Linked DNA regions of Mus musculus: region 2 is linked to region 1. The links are chromatin loops, found by intact Hi-C in ENCODE. Cell type or tissue: gastrocnemius. All regions are shown on one strand. Links, peaks and the distances in the headings refer to the core of each region. The heading gives the core; the rest is flanking DNA.

The links. Peaks named below come from ENCODE experiments on the same cell type or tissue, not always from the same donor. Only the 100,000 strongest peaks of a DNase experiment are listed, where the experiment ranks them.
Region 2: a loop joins it to region 1, with 2.4 times the contacts of the local background. A loop is called at or near these places in 3 of 42 quality-filtered maps.

The regions. Positions count from the first base shown.
Region 1 is chr7:6,734,483-6,739,264 of GRCm38, reverse strand. Usp29 (ubiquitin specific peptidase 29) reads right to left here. Exons shown (of 8, transcript NM_001360502.1): 2 at 320-458. Among named protein-coding and RNA genes, the nearest start is that of Usp29, 6.3 kb to the right of the region's middle. In gastrocnemius, for the core only: no CTCF peak of the experiment used is centred there; no DNase peak of the experiment used is centred there.
Region 2 is chr7:6,825,279-6,830,060 of GRCm38, reverse strand. The region is part of intron 2 of Usp29 (ubiquitin specific peptidase 29); the gene reads right to left. Among named protein-coding and RNA genes, the nearest start is that of Mir3099, 24 kb to the right of the region's middle. In gastrocnemius, for the core only: no CTCF peak of the experiment used is centred there; no DNase peak of the experiment used is centred there; H3K27ac peaks cover 796 bases.

The sequences.
Region 1 (4,782 bases), core at 666-3,165:
TACCTTCTAGAATGACTGTTATAAAACCAATATATGGTCATGGGTGTGGAGAGAAGAGAAGTCTTGTTAGATAATGTAAATAAATATACCCATTATAAAAGGCAATATGGAGGTTGATAAGTGTATACCGAAGCATAACCATTGGCATGGCATAAATATAAGCTATTGTGATCCATTGGTTCTTACCTACCTTAAAAGGCAAGAAATCAAACAATTTTAAGTGTACGTTTACTAATTTAAAATAGTAGTAATAAAGCCACCACAAGCTAAGAAAACACTTTAAGTTAAAAAAGAAAACTGACTTTTTGAGACAGATTACCTGGTAGCATCGTTTTACATCTCGGCAAATGTCTTCGGTGTCAGACTTGATAGGGAACAGCTGGAATTTTCATTTGCTTGAGCCTTCAGCCTGTTATGGTATCACAGGTCATATAGCCTCAGGAAAATGGCACTGTACGCTTGGAAGCAACAACTGTTATAAGCAACAAAGACAATACTGTGTGTGCTCATGTGTACGTGTGTATGCAGGCAAATACTAGGAGTCATTGTCCCTTGTCTTCTTCAATCTCTATATTTTATATTTTGAGCCAAGGTCTCTCATTGAACTCAAAGCTCACCAATTAGGCTAAACTTGCTGGCCAGTAAGCCCCAGGGATGGTTCTGTCTCTCTCTCCAGCACTAGGATTACAAATATGTCCTGCGACCATCTCTTTATTATGTTGGTGCAGGGGGTCGAACTCAGGTCTTCACACTTACAGCACAAGTGCTCTGCTGACTTAGCTATCTCTACATCCTAAACAGAAATAATTTTGATTGATGTGGTCCTGTGAATCTGTTGATTGATACTCTGAGCAAAAGTCTACTTTAGTATAAATTTGGGATGAGAGAGGTAATTTTACAATAGTATTTAAAATATGTTAATGATAGAGATATTTAATGACAATGGATAATTTTTTTTTCAATTTTAAAGTTTCTACTAGAATGTTTTATATATATTATAATATATGTGTGTGTGTATGCATGTGTGTGTATATATACATATATATGTGTATATATATATAATATATATATAAACATTTTATGGATACTGTATCTTTCAAGAATCTTAAAAGCAGACCCTAGAGAGATGGACCAGAAGTTAATGGTGCTTGTTGCTCTTGCAGAGGACATAGGTTTAGATCCCAGAACTCCAGTTCCAGGGGGGAGTATAACACCCTGTTTCAGGCTCTCTAAGATACCTCATACATATGAGGCAAATATGCATAGATAGGCAAAACACCCATACGCATTTAAAAAAATCTAAAAAGTAGAACTGTAAAAAGCAACAAACTGCTTTCATAAACAAAAGGGGAAACTATTATCATGCTCTAAGAGGTGGAGAAAAATAGAAATGAGGTGAAAATAGAGGGCTGGCTAAGAATTCTGCCGAATAGAAGAGAGATATCACATCCCAACTGGTCACTGATATCCCAACCATATTCCTATATGAAAGGCTGTGGCAAAAAAACAGCAGTCTTAGAAAGAGGCATTGTGCCTGACAGGAAGGTCTCATCTCCAGTATTAGATGGCAAAGGAGTAATATTGTCAGGACAAAGAGAAAACTTATACGCAGCATCCTTAAACCCCTTACCTGGCTCTGCAGATACTCAAAATACTTTAAAATATCTTTTAAAGGTGTTGAAATGGGGAGTAGGGTGAACCTGGAAGAAAGGAGGGGGGTCACTTAAGAATGAATGCCTTGGCAATCCATCAGACCATATGATTAATATTTTCTACTATGGATTTTGGGGTGGTTGGAGGTTAAAGGGTATAGCTAGCTGGGTGCTGTGGTGCATGCGTTTTAATCCTAGTGCTCAGGAGGCAGAGAGGGGCAGATTGAAGTCTGTGAGTTTAAGGTTAGCTTGGTCTACATAGCAAGTTATAAGACAGCCAGGGCTACACAGAGAGACCTTGTCTCAAAACAAACAAAAAGCCAAACCTAACTGGAAAAAAACCAAAAACATAAAAGGTATAACAAAATGATGATAGAGATGAGAAATTCAATGCATTGTTAAGGTATGCCATAATCTTTGCTTTAATACATTTAGTATTTTTTAATGTCTTTTTTATATATAAATTAAGAATTTAAAGAATTAATAGAAAATAAATAAAAGAATAGAACAAACAAACAGAAGGAAATAAAAAACAATAAGGTAAATTCAGCCAACCCAGCAAAAAGCTGGGAAGGAGAAAATGAAAAAGAAGAGGCATATTAGATAAATATGTCAATAATTACTAGTGTAAAAGGATCTGCTCCCTGGTGTCATTTAACAAAAGGGCTCTGGACTTGTTCACACCTAACAATGTGACTTTGAAATACTTAAAGCAAAGATTACAGGAAGCAATGGATAAAAAGCAGAAGCATATTAGTTTGTACTAATTGGAACTATTTAGAGTGAATGGATGAAGCAGGCAAAAAATTACAACAGTGGAAATATAAACATAATTAGCAAGTTTGGTCTTGTGAATATAAATGCAAATTAATTTCTAGCAATTAGAGAATACTGTTTCTTATCTAACACCTTGAACAATTCAAAATCAATCAAACCCTAAGAGAAAGGACGCCTTACGGAAATGGCAAATCGCATAGACTAGTTGTATTTGACTGCAATGCAGTAGATTTTCAAAATCTACATTCAAAAGACAGTTCTTTTCTTTCTTTTTTTTTTAAACGTAGAATTCAAAATCGTAAACACATTCCTTTACTCCATTAATGGAAACAAAGTGCAGATCTGAACCACGATGAGGTATGTGGGATCTGGTTCAAGTGGCACTTGGAGGAGAATTTATAGCCTTGGATTCATATGTTAAAAATTAAGAGAAAATAAAAATAAATGAGATAAATATGCAACTCAAGAAGCTAGAAAAAGGAGCTCAAATAACTAGGAAAGAAATCAAAAGTAAATTAAATGACAAAGAAGAAAGAATGTGGTCGGTAGAATCAAAAGCCACTTTTACAAAAAAAACAAAGACATCAAGTCTTTGGCAAAGCTGGGGGAAAAAAAAAAAAACCAAAACAGCAAAAAACCCAAGAACTGTATCAATAAAAAATATAATTCCCATTGGAAAGAAAAGATTATAAACTGTAAAGTATTTTATAAGGCTTGTATAACTTTGATACCCAAGCCAGACAAGGACAATATAATAATAATAAAAGTGTGAAGTGAGACACAAAAAATGGGATCCAGCTGCACATGTGGATAAACCAGAACCTCATAAGCACGGTTAAGTAGGGCTTAGGAATGTAAACACATTTTAATCTCAGAAACTGCTGTGATTCACATCCTTAGTAGATAGGACATCATCAAATCTCAACAAATACAGAAAAGCCATAAAATTAAATTCATGAATGGTAACATTTTTTTAAAGCTAGGATTTTTATAACCTCCAATAAAGAGGCTCTGCCAAAATGTCCACAGCAGACATTTATACTCGATGGCAAATATGACTGTCCTTTCTCTTAGGTTTAGGATCAGACTTATTTCGTCTCACCACAGAGATACAATTGTTAACAAAAGATTAAAACAAAATAAAACAAAATAATTAGTGTAGATATTAGCATTTTAAAAATTCCAGGGAAGTCTATAGAAAGATAATCAGTTAACAAAAACCGCCAGTCAGTTCACCGGCTCAAACATCAACATGCAGACAGCAATGGCTAATATTCCCTTCAAAAAAAATGTATAGCACAGGTCAGATCATGAGAAAAACATCATATAAACCCAAACTGAGAAATATTCTATGCAACATGTCTCTTTGTACACACCAAAACAGCCAAGTTTATGAAAAATAAGGAATGCTAAGAAACTCTGAGAGCCTGAGTGTGTGTGTGTGTGTGTGTGTGTGTGTGTGTGTGTGTGGTGTTAGGGGTCCTGTGTTGTATTTGTGTGTGTGTGTGTGTGTGTGTGTGTGTGTGTGTGGTGTTGGGGGTTCTGTGTTGTATTTGTGTGTGTATGTGTGTTTGTATGTATGGTAGGTTTTTTGGTGTTGTGTGGGGGGGTCCTGTTTGGTGTTTGTGTGTGTGTATGTGTGTATGGTGTTGCGGGGTCCTGTGTTGTGTGTGTGTGGTGTTGGGGGGTCCTGTGGTGTGTGTGTGTGTGTTTGTGTTTGTGTTTGTGTGTGTGTTTGTATATATGGTGGGTTGTTTGGTGTTGGGTGTGGGCTCTTGTTTGTTTGGTGTGTGTGTGTGTGTGTGTGTGTGTGTGTGTGTGTGTGTGTGTGTGGTGTTGGGGGGGGTTGTTTGTTGTGTGTGTGTGTGTGTGTGTGTGGTGTTGGGGGTCCTGTGTTGTATTTGTGTGTGTATGTGTGTTTGTATGTATGGTAGGTTGTTTGGTGTTGGGGGGGTCCTGTTTGGTGTTTGTGTGTGTGTGTGTATGTATGGTGTTGCGGGATCCTGTGTTGTGTTTGTGTGGTGTTGGGGGGGGTCCTGTGGTGTATGTGTGTGTGTGTGTTTGTATGTATGGTGGGTTGTTTGGTGTTTGGCGTGGGGTCTTGTTTGTTTGGTGTTTGTGTGTGTGTATGGTGTTGTGGGGTCCTGTGGGGTGTGTGTGTGTGTTTATGTATGTGTGGATTATTTAGTGGTAGAGCTGGGGGTCCTGTGGGGTGTGTGTGTGTGTGTATGTGTGTGTGTGTGGTGCTGGGGGTCCTGTGTTTTACCTATAACAACTGACACTGTTTTTGAACATGAGGAAAAACCAACAAAAAAAAAATGGAATTTGATACTGGAGATTAAACCCAGTGTCT
Region 2 (4,782 bases), core at 1,234-3,733, 90 kb before region 1:
ATGGTGGCACATATGGGTAATCTCAGTGCTCAGGAGGTATAAGCAGGCAAATGAGGAAGTTCAAGTTTAGCCTCTGCCACTTACAAGTTTGAGTTCAGCCTGGACTACATGAGACCTTACCTCAAAACAAAAACAAAACAAAACAGGAAGCTATCTGGAAAAAGAAATGGGAATCTGTGGAGATTCTTATAAGTATTTCTTTACATATGCCCTGTCTGGATCCTGTGTGAGGAAAACTCAAAGGCTTGGCATGCAGAGAGACAGAGCCCAACAAGGAGATGGGTTTGGAAATACAACATGAATTCCCAGCATGGATGAGGGGCATCACTGGGGAGACAGGGGCACAGACTGTCCAAGAGTATTGAAATATGTCTAAGTGCACATGATGAAGGCTGAAGCAACACGTCTTCCCAGTTGAGCATTAAATGCCTGCTCTCTGGGTAAGGAAGATGGGGAGCAGTTGATGTCACACATAGGAGCTGCATGTATTCTTGTGGGATCTAGTTAGACTCAGTTAGTCCTAGGGAGGATCTATGGGGGATCTCTTGCAAAGCTGTCATTCAAAGATGTCCATGAAGAGTCTTAAGACATTTCACACAGGCCTGGGCTTTAGTTGCAGGTTGGAACCTTCTCTACACCCACGTAGCTGCTCTGATTTTCTTTCTCTCTCTCTCTCAGAACAATTACCTGGTCCAGGGAGCTGAAAAGGCTCAGGCTGTTGCTATGGAGACAGAAGCTGGTCCAGGGGAAAGGGAGGGACGACAGAGGAAGCCTCTGGACTAGAATTTTCCAGGCTCTGATATATTGGAGAGATTTTGGATGTTAGGAGGTGCAGGGGAGGGAATGGAGGGCTTGGAAAATGTGGTCTTTCAAATGCCAGGAAAATATACTTTTGATGCATAATAAAGATTTGTTGAAAGAAGGAGTGGGGATGCAGAGAGCTGGTAGAATGCTTGCCTAGCATGCAGGAGGCCCTAGGTTTGATCCCACAGTATCACATAAACTGAATGTGATTACGCACATGTGCAATCTTATCACACGGGGCGTGGAGGCAGGAGAATAGGAATTTAAGGTCATTATCAGTTACATAGAAGTTCAAGGCTAGTCTGGGCTATGTTAGACATTATTACAAACAAACTAATAAACAAAGAAATAGCTCCAGTCGACAGATGGAGTCCTGTGAGATGTTTCTCCCCTTTACAGGATGGGTAAATGTTGTCAACCTCTCCTTTACTTTTAGATAGGGTCTCACTGTATATCCAAAGCTGACCTTGAACTCACAATCTTCCTGCCTCAGCCCAAAGAAGGCTATGATGACAAGCATGGGCAACCACACCTAGCATGCATCACCATTTGACCCAGGTACAGCTGCATCAATCCAGGCTTTTTTGTGGCTTGCTTTGTTACAGAAAATCAAAGCAACAATACAAAGATGGACACACTTAAAGGAATAAGACAATTCCACCCAAAGGTGCCAAGAGCTGAGCAAGAAGTTGGCTGCCAGAGTCTGTCCCTAGTCTGTCTGTTGATGGCCTGAGAACTATTTCTATGGACACCTACAATTCTTGGTCTTTAGTCTGCAATATTGTGGTCAACTGTAAATATATACATGGCTCTCAACTTATAATAAATAGCCTATTTACATTATTTAAAACAAAACAACTTTGCAAAGGTACAAAATGGAATCAGAGTAGAAATTGTGCTTCAAGCTTTTAATTTTTATCTTTCCTAGGTTCTACCCTCTGAGCAAAATAGCTGCCATCTTTGTCAGATCAACTGTTTCTATCAGCAACAGATGTCACAAATAGGCCTGTGAACTGTTGTCTCCTTTCCTTAGAGAAAGATGATGCTGAGAGAGTCATTGGATCCTCCCAGGACACTCCAGCCACTCCTGCCAGATTTTAGTGTGCAGTTCTGCCCTAACTACATGTAGCCTCATTGAGTATATATACCTTGGGGAAAATTAGTTAGGTAGGGTGTCTATGTATGTGGTTACAGGGAAATCATCTGATCGGCTGAGTGGGAGCTTTCCAGTGTGGCTGCTTTGGGGTTGCCCACATTCTGTAGGTGAGCCTGAGGAACTTTGGTGGAATCTTAGTTTGGCTTGACATGTGGCCTCACCAGGAGGGAGTAGATGGAGCTCGTATCTCCCCAGGGAAAGAAATCTCCCAACAGCTAGCAATATGCCCAACCATATTCTCCTGTGTTGCTGGGTAGGAGATCAACCCGCAGCTCCTCAGTCATTACAGAAAGCAGTTGGTATTGCACAGCATGGTGTGTTGCTAAGTGATGTATCCAGTGAGTTAGCTGTAGCCCTTGTTTCTTTGACTTATGATGGGCTTACTTGTATATGTAGTCCCATCAACACCAAGATTTATCCATTGTTTTGTCAATAGATAGTAACTGCCGTCCATCCCTTTGGGTATAAGGAACATTGACAGTGCCAAACACATGGGGGATATTTAACCCACAGGTCTTGAATGTATACGTATTGTTATGAGCATTGTTACTCATGAGTTGTCAATAGAAACAAGGGGGTCCCCCAGGGCATGCACATCTAGGAATAGAATTGCTACACTATCAGTCAGGTGACTCAGTTTTGACAGCATTGGCAATTGGTCTAGACAAGTGGTTCTTTACCACTGGGGAGGGCTGTGCTGTATAATCTAAGATGTTTATCAGCATCCTTTTTATACTCCTTAGATGCTAGTGACACCCTCTGCTTATATTTCTGTGTGTGTGTCCACACCCATACATGGAGGTCAAATGAAAACTTTGGGAAATTTAGTCTCTCCTTCCACCATGTGGGTCTGAAGGATCAAATTTAGTTCATCGGGCTTGGTGCTCTGAGGCACCTCTCTGGCTCTTTTCCCGTTTTTCATTCTGTGTGAGTGTGCGTCTGCATGCGTGTGTGAGTGTCCATGTCTTAAGTATAAACAGAATATTGTCTGCTTTCTATCATGATTTTAGGAAGGTGCTTTACACCATAGAGATTTCTAGTTTTCAATTCTGGTTTTCTAAAATAGAGTCTTACGTTGACCAGAGTGGGCTTAAAACCGCTGTGTACCTGAGGTCAGCCCTCAGCTCTCCGATGCTCAGATTATAGGCATGCTTCCATTATTTTTGTACTTTTTGTTTTTATTTAAAAATTTTTCTTTTCATACAATATATTTTTCCCATATTCTTTCCCCTTTCAGTTTGAGTTTTGATTATGTATGTGTATGTGTCTGTGTGTGTGTGTGTGTGTGTGTTCACACAAGCCTGTGTTTGAAACAAGGTCTCACTTTGTAGCACTGGCTGGTTTAGAACTCTTCACATGCCAAGACTGGCTCAAACTATTGGCAATCCTTCTACTCAGTCTCTTGGGTGCTAGGATTCCAAGCCTGGGTCACCACACCCAGCCCCATACTGCCCGATTACAGAAATTCTCATTCTACTTCCTTGGGAGGTGAAGAGACAAGGCTAGGCTGTGGTGGCTACAGAAGGGCCCAGGGCCTGACAGAAATAGAAAAGCCAGTGAGATGGCTCAATGGATTAAGGTACTTGTTTGTCACCCAGTCTGATGGCCTGATCCTCTGACCGGGTTAATGGAAGAAGGAAACTGACTCTTGCAAATTGTTCGCTGGCATTTACACAGCATGCTGAGACCACACACATGCGTACATTCACAGATATGCGTAAATAAATAAATAAATTGAAAACGTATCTAATAAAAATGATTTCAGATGCCTAATAGGCAGTGATTTTTCAGGAGCAGAGACAGGAAGCTTCCAGAGGTTCTGCCTCAAGCAGTGCTGAGACAGTAAACAAGTTCACACAAGTACACTCATCAAGCCCTGACCCGACACAGAGCTTGTGTGGCAACATGTCTGGAAATAGCCAGAAATGGTCCAGCTGGAGAGAATCCGAGTGTGTCCCTACACACGAAAGAGCCAATGCGATGTCCATCAGGAGGAAAGTTCAGCCAAGTAGAGCAACGCTGAGAACAGAGTGGTAAACAGTCACTGTGCTCTGAGCTCCTGTCTAGAGTAGGTCAGTTTCCTTCAGGAATCTCTGCTAAAGAGTAGGGCAGGCCCTCAGTACCACCCAGCAGAGTGGCCCACCACTTGGCTTGCCTGGGACTAAAGCAGGGTAGACCACCATCCTGGCTTGCCTGGGACTGAGGCAGAATGGACTCACCATCCTGACTTGCCTGGGACTGAGGCAGGGTAGACCACCATCCTGGCTTGCCTGGGACTGAGGCAGAATGGACTCACCATCCTGGCTTGCCTGGGACTGATGCTGGGTGGACCACCATCCTGACTTGCCTGGGACTGAGGCGGGGTAGACCACCATCCTGGCTTGCCTGGGACTGAGGTGGGGTAGACCACCATCCTGGCTTGCCTGGGACTGAGGCAGAATGGACTCACCATCCTGGCTTGCCTGGGACTGATGCTGGGTGGACCACCATCCTGACTTGCCTGGGACTGAGGCAGGGTAGACCACCATCCTGGCTTGCCTGGGACTGAGGCGGGGTAGACCACCATCCTGGCTTGCCTGGGACTGAGGCGGGGTAGACCACCATCCTGGCTTGCCTGGGACTGATGCTGGGTGGACCACCATCCTGGCTTGCCTGGGACTGAGGCAGGGTAGACCACCATCCTGGCTTGCCTGGGACTGATGCTGGGTGGAACACCATCCTGGCTTGCCTGGGACTGATGCTGGGTGGACCACCATCCTGGCTTGCCTGGGACTGATGCTGGGTGGCTCACCATCTTGGCTTGCTGGGGGTCACCAAGGGGC